Linked DNA regions of Homo sapiens: region 2 is linked to region 1. Evidence: read pairs that join two places in POLR2A ChIA-PET (ENCODE). Cell type or tissue: Panc1. All regions are shown on one strand. Each heading gives the region's core, and the rest is flanking DNA. Links, peaks and the distances in the headings are about the cores only. Region 1 overlaps CSNK1G3 (casein kinase 1 gamma 3). Region 2 has its middle 110 kb from the start of ZNF608.

Region 1 (2,857 bases), core at 358-2,857:
GACACAGCGATCACTATTTATCATCTCTCTAACATCCATATCCCCCAAATTCTTCCTTCCCACAATTTTTTTAAAATATCCTCCCTCTTCCATCTAACTCAGAAAAATGTGATCCCAACACCAATTGCAGAAGGTATCTCCTGATTAGTAGAAACCAACCATGATAACCTTACTTCCCTTATGATAACTAGTTAGGACGTTCATGTGACCTAATTCTGGTCAATAAGATACGAAGAGAAAAATATGTTGGTAGGCTTATGCAAAAGATGTATTTGCTTTTCCAGAGACACAGACAGAAAGAGAGAGAGAGATCCATTCCATCCTCTGGCCAGTGCATGTCTAGATGTGATCTTGCTGCTGGCCTTAGGATGACTCCAACACACAGAAGACAAACAGCCAAGAAAATCACAGAGGGGCAGACCAGAGCTCTCAAGTACTAGCTTGGAGCCACCCACCCTACCTTCATACTTCAATGTGCCATTTCAGCATCTACTGTAATTCAGCAAGCAATGTGGTTACACCAAAATAAATAGCATACCACATATACCACTCCTTCTCCAACCTGGACTTCCTGCTCCTTCAACTGAAAGTTCTCCTTTCCATTTGGACTGAGCTAGGTGAGATAGGAGGCTCAAGTGCTCCTGGTATATATCAAGGGTGTCACATTTCCTCCTTCAAAGAACAATCTCCTCTACCCCAGCATTCCTAATTGGATGGAGATGTTGGAACTATAAGAAGGCTTACCCCTTCAACCCTGACAGTACATAAAAGTTGAAAGGTAGCTTATGAAATCAGATTAGGGACCATACTGGGAAATATGTGAGAACCATAGATTGATCACCTGACTAGATAAACAATTCACTCTAAGGAATGAACCTCTGGGAATAACAGGATCTTCCTTTTTTTTTTTTTTTTTCTTAAAGAGGATGTTATTAAATAAATCTCTAAGCAGTAGTGTAAACTAGGAAAGATGATGTTTTAGAAGCAGACTTCTTTAATATATTACAATTAATAAATGGTTCTGAAGTTAGCCTAAAAAGGAAATCATTTCTCAACATCTACAAACTCTATACATTTTATTACAACTAAAACAAAAATGTCCATTCACAAGACAATCTTATAATACAGAGCTATGGCCTTTTCTTCCAGTGTGGGTCTATCGAAGAAAGTTCTATTTCCTTTTTCTTGCAAAAACTACCCCCATAAAACAACACCTGTGATTTCCAGTTTCTGTTTCTTAAACACAGAAAGACATTTTACAAACGTGAAAAATAATATTATTGCAGATTTTTTTAGATCGTTAGGTGTTTTTTGTTTTTTTTTCCCTAATCATTTAAAATTATTTAACCCTCATCTATTTCAACCATAATTGATTTTGGCTACTCACTTGATTTCAAAGTAGCCAATTGGTTCTCATACAAACGCCTTTTTATCTTCAGAGTTCACTGAATAATAATTCATTAAACTATGTGATTACAACATCAAGTGCCATAACAGTGTGTTGGGTACAAACACAAATGTTTCTTGGTAAGTCTACAGTAACTGGGGGGAATAAAAGTTCAAGATAAAACTAAAGAATAGTCTACTGTCATTCAATGTAGCATGAGCATCAGTCAGCAAATTCTACAGAGAGAATGAAGACTATCATTTAATCTCACGAGTGGGTTAAGCAGAGGTCAGGTATGAGAGATTTTCCTGTAATAGGGTGTTCCCGAGAGTCTTTGCTTGTCTACCCACCAATCCACCCTCTAAAATTCTTATCGGCAACTTCTGAAATGAAGGACAGAAGATTTACACAGTGCCTACTATGTGGCAGGCATCACATAGTCCTTGGCACTTCATATGAATTTCCTCCATTTTGATGAAGAATATAATGGCAGAATAACAGGGTAACTCTCTTCCCTTTTTTTCCAAATGTAGCTATCAACTGAAGAAAGTACTTCCAGGTAACACAAAGTGATCTAAATAAATGTAATAAATTTGAATACAACTTCAACCTCACATTACTAACCTAGAGAAAAAAAACATTAAACTTTGTATTTAAGAAAAAGAGTATCATGAGACCATCTCTCATTCCATTGAAAAGTTATGAAAAATGCGGACATGATTTAGCCATGTGGACATAACTTACTCATAAATTTTCAATAAATTACAACTATGTAATATATCATTGGTAAACAAAGCGACCAAAAAAGTGTGTCTTATCTCCCCAATACATAAACACTTCAATTCATTGTTAAGAGTTATTTCTTATAACTAAGATGATAAGCACGAAGTGGCAGGAGAGAGTATAACCAATCACTATGGTCTAACAACAAATAAACACATACTTTCCTTAGGTTTCATAATAGAAGGGAAGCCCAAACATTTATAGTTGCTAAATCTCAGCTTTCAGAGAGAGCTTAAAAAAAAGAAAAAATGTCTAACAGCAGCCTCCACCATGTCGCTAGAAGTTATATATTTCTACATTTATCTCCCATTCCATATTTCCTGAGCAGTTCAGATGCCCTTGAAAATCATTTCACATTATTAAAGCACATTTGATTTCTACACATTAAGAATCCAAGCATAGTTCTGTCCTGCAGATCAGCAAAAGGTGATGCTCTGAGGTGCCTTAAATTACCAGAACCATACTGTCTGCACCTACAGGATCCCACAATTAAAGACAGATACCTCAAAACTACCGCTTCTGAAGAAATTACATCATAAAGAACCAACACTCAGACACATACTATCAATTAATACCACGAATTGCCAACCGCTTGAGAAAAGACCAAAAAAAGGATGAAGATGGAAGATAAGAAAAAACAGATCATTGGTGGCTTAAGACTTTGAAGTCAGAAAAAAAAACTGACTC
Region 2 (2,923 bases), core at 311-2,810, 1.3 Mb before region 1:
TCAAAACATTTCATGTACCCCATAAATATACACACCTATTATGTACCCAGAAAAGATAATAAAAATAAATGAAAGGGAAAAAAAGACATTATTGACCTTAAAAGGTCTCTAGTATTATTGTACAAATAACTACCATCATCATTGTTATTATCTGACATTCATTGACTACCTACTTTATGTTAGGCATTACGCAAAATACTTTGCACACATTATCTCAATCTTGACAATATTTTTTTTTTCTTTCTTTCTGTATTTTTTTTTGAGACAGAGTTTCGCTCTTGTTGCCCAGGCTGGAGAGCAATGGTGCACAATCTTGGCTCACCACAAGCTCTGCCTCCCAGTTTCAAGCGATTTTCCTGCCTCAGCCTCCCGAGTAGCTGGGAATACAGGCATGTGCCACCACACCCGGCTAATTTTGTATTTTTAGTAGAGACGGGGTTTCTCCATGTTGGTCAGGCTGGTCTCGAACTCCTGACCTCAGGTGATCCGCCCGCCTCGGCCTCCCAAAGTACTAGGATTACAGGGGTGAGCCACCGTGCCCGGCCTGACAACATTTCTTTAAGGTAGATACAAATATCATCAACCCTGTTTTACGGGTAAGTTAACTGAAGCTGAGAGCCACTTAACTGGCAAAGCCAAGTTTTGAATGAGTGAAAGTTGTTGCCACTTTGCTTCCTTGCCCTTTGCTGTTACCAATAATCAGAAACCCCAGATCAGTCTTTCAGCTATTAAACTGTAATAAGCTTTCCTCCTTTGGTTTTTTACTATTAGCATAGAAAGATTTCCTTAAATCATTTTCTCCACCTGAAATTATCACTGGAATGAATGAGAACTAAAAACTTGTGAAGTCTGTTATGGATTCATTGAGTGTCCTGCAGTGTGCTAGAAGCCCAAACACTGAAGCAGTCTCAGGCCCACAATTTCAGTGGTCATGACCAACAAATGGGACCATGGCATGACCGATGAGCATTCCATTCAGGAACCACAATGCCGAAGAGTCGACCCTGATTTTTATTACTTGCATTATGCTTTTGTGTGTTTGTTTGTTTGTTGTTTTTTGAGACAGGATTTTATTCTGTTGCCCAGGCTAGAGTATAGTGGGATGATCTCAGCTCACTGAAACTTCTGCTGCCCTGGCATAAGCAATCCTCCCACCTCAGCCTCTCAGGTAGCTTGGAATACAAGCACACACCACTATGCCCAGCTAACTTTTTGTATTTTTTGTAGAGACAGGGTTTCACCACATTGCCCAGGCTGGTCTCAAAGTTCTGGACTCAAGTGATCTGCCCAACTCAGCCTCCCAAAGTGCTGGGATTACAAGCATGAGCCACAGCTGCATTTTGCTTATTTTAACAGGACTTCTTTAGAATTTTTTAGAGAACGAAGTAGAATAAAGAAAAAAGAGAATGAACAAAGCAAACCATTAATTCAGTGGTGATGACCGACTTCTAAGACATCATTAATTTAATACTCTGATTTTTTTAACAATGATGAAAAATGTCATATGCTGCATTTATACTCATATGTTCGAAATAGTCCCAACAATACACAAAAACATAAGAGATAAAATAGAAGCACTGAAATCTTTCTACCCACTGACAACCATGATTAATATTAATTGATATATAATATTCTGCATGCATAAGTGAAATTTTGATGAAAATATTTTGACTACTCTTTCTATAAATAACGAATCCAATTTTCACCTTTGCAAAAGAGCATGATGTATCCATATCAGCTATCAGGCATCATCTCCTGATGGTATTTCGGGGACTCCCCTCTACGAATCCAGTTAGAATGAAACACTGTGATGCAGATACAATAATGTCCTATTGCAAACACCTTTGTATTTAGACATAACCTGTCTAATATATTTGTTTCCTGTGCATGTAGTCCTTGAATAAAAATAGTCTCCTTTTGCACCTCCTCCAAAGAATTGATCAGAGTTTAAATTTAATTCCATTGATTTATTGCAGTGAAATGAATTGAGCTGAATTAAAGAGAGTCATGTAGGAATTGCTGAGCAGTTGTTAAAATGTATCTCTATTCTTGTGACAATGTGATGCCTTCAGTCATATGGACTTAAAATGAAAAGACTTATAATCTTTTAAGATAGCAAAAACTCTTAAAGTTTGGGTGAACAATGTACTGTTTTATTCAAATATCCAAAACCAAATAAATTAGAACACCATGATCCTCACAATAGTTGAATGAATCAAGAAAAAGAATTTCTTCTTTATTTTCTTCTTAAGTATGTGTATTATCTTCATTCTCAGAATTACCCTTCCCTCATGCCTTAATCTGTTCCTGAAATCCTATCCCTTCTAAAATAGAACTATAGCTAATAAATATTTTAAATACTGAAATTTGTTAGGCAAGTTCAGAAAATCTGGAATAGTCCAAGCCAACTACAATGTCTTATGATGGGTCTCTGGGGGTCACTGGACAGGCGATGCTTTGGGATTTTGGCTGTTTGGGAGAGTAGCAAAAGGATGTCATCACTGCCTTTGAGACAAACATATGTCCTGTGCTTAGTAATTGCCACTAATAATCCCTAACATGGCATTCTTTATGCAACCTGGAGGTTCTAGAACTTTTTTACTACTTTCACGGTATTCCAGTTTTTATTCCTTCTCTAGATAGAAACCAGAGCTCTTTAATACATGGCATGACCAGGCTACTAAAGTGTGTCCCACGAAGGGATCTGCACTTGAAGAGCATCCTGATAATCTTCAGAAATAAGCCACCGGGCACGGTGGCTCATGCCCGTAATCCCAGCACTTTGGGAGGCCAAGGCAAGTGGACCACTTGAGGTCAGGAGTTCAAGACCAGCCTGGCTAACGTGGTGAAACCTCGTCTCTACTAAAAATACAAAAATTAGCTGGGCATGGTGGTGCGCGCCTGTAATCCCAGCTACTGTGGA

What was found. ChIA-PET counts read pairs that join two places held together with the same protein. Peaks named below come from ENCODE experiments on the same cell type or tissue, not always from the same donor. Only the 100,000 strongest peaks of a DNase experiment are listed, where the experiment ranks them.
Region 2: POLR2A ChIA-PET joins it to region 1 with 10 read pairs; 1 of 35 experiments calls an interaction of 5 or more read pairs at or near these places.

Annotation. Positions count from the first base shown.
Region 1 is chr5:123,515,991-123,518,847 of GRCh38, reverse strand. The region is part of intron 1 of CSNK1G3 (casein kinase 1 gamma 3); the gene reads right to left. Among named protein-coding and RNA genes, the nearest start is that of CSNK1G3, 5.2 kb to the right of the region's middle. In Panc1, for the core only: no CTCF peak of the experiment used is centred there; no DNase peak of the experiment used is centred there; H3K27ac peaks cover 205 bases.
Region 2 is chr5:124,851,699-124,854,621 of GRCh38, reverse strand. No RefSeq gene overlaps it. Among named protein-coding and RNA genes, the nearest start is that of ZNF608, 110 kb to the right of the region's middle. In Panc1, for the core only: no CTCF peak of the experiment used is centred there; no DNase peak of the experiment used is centred there.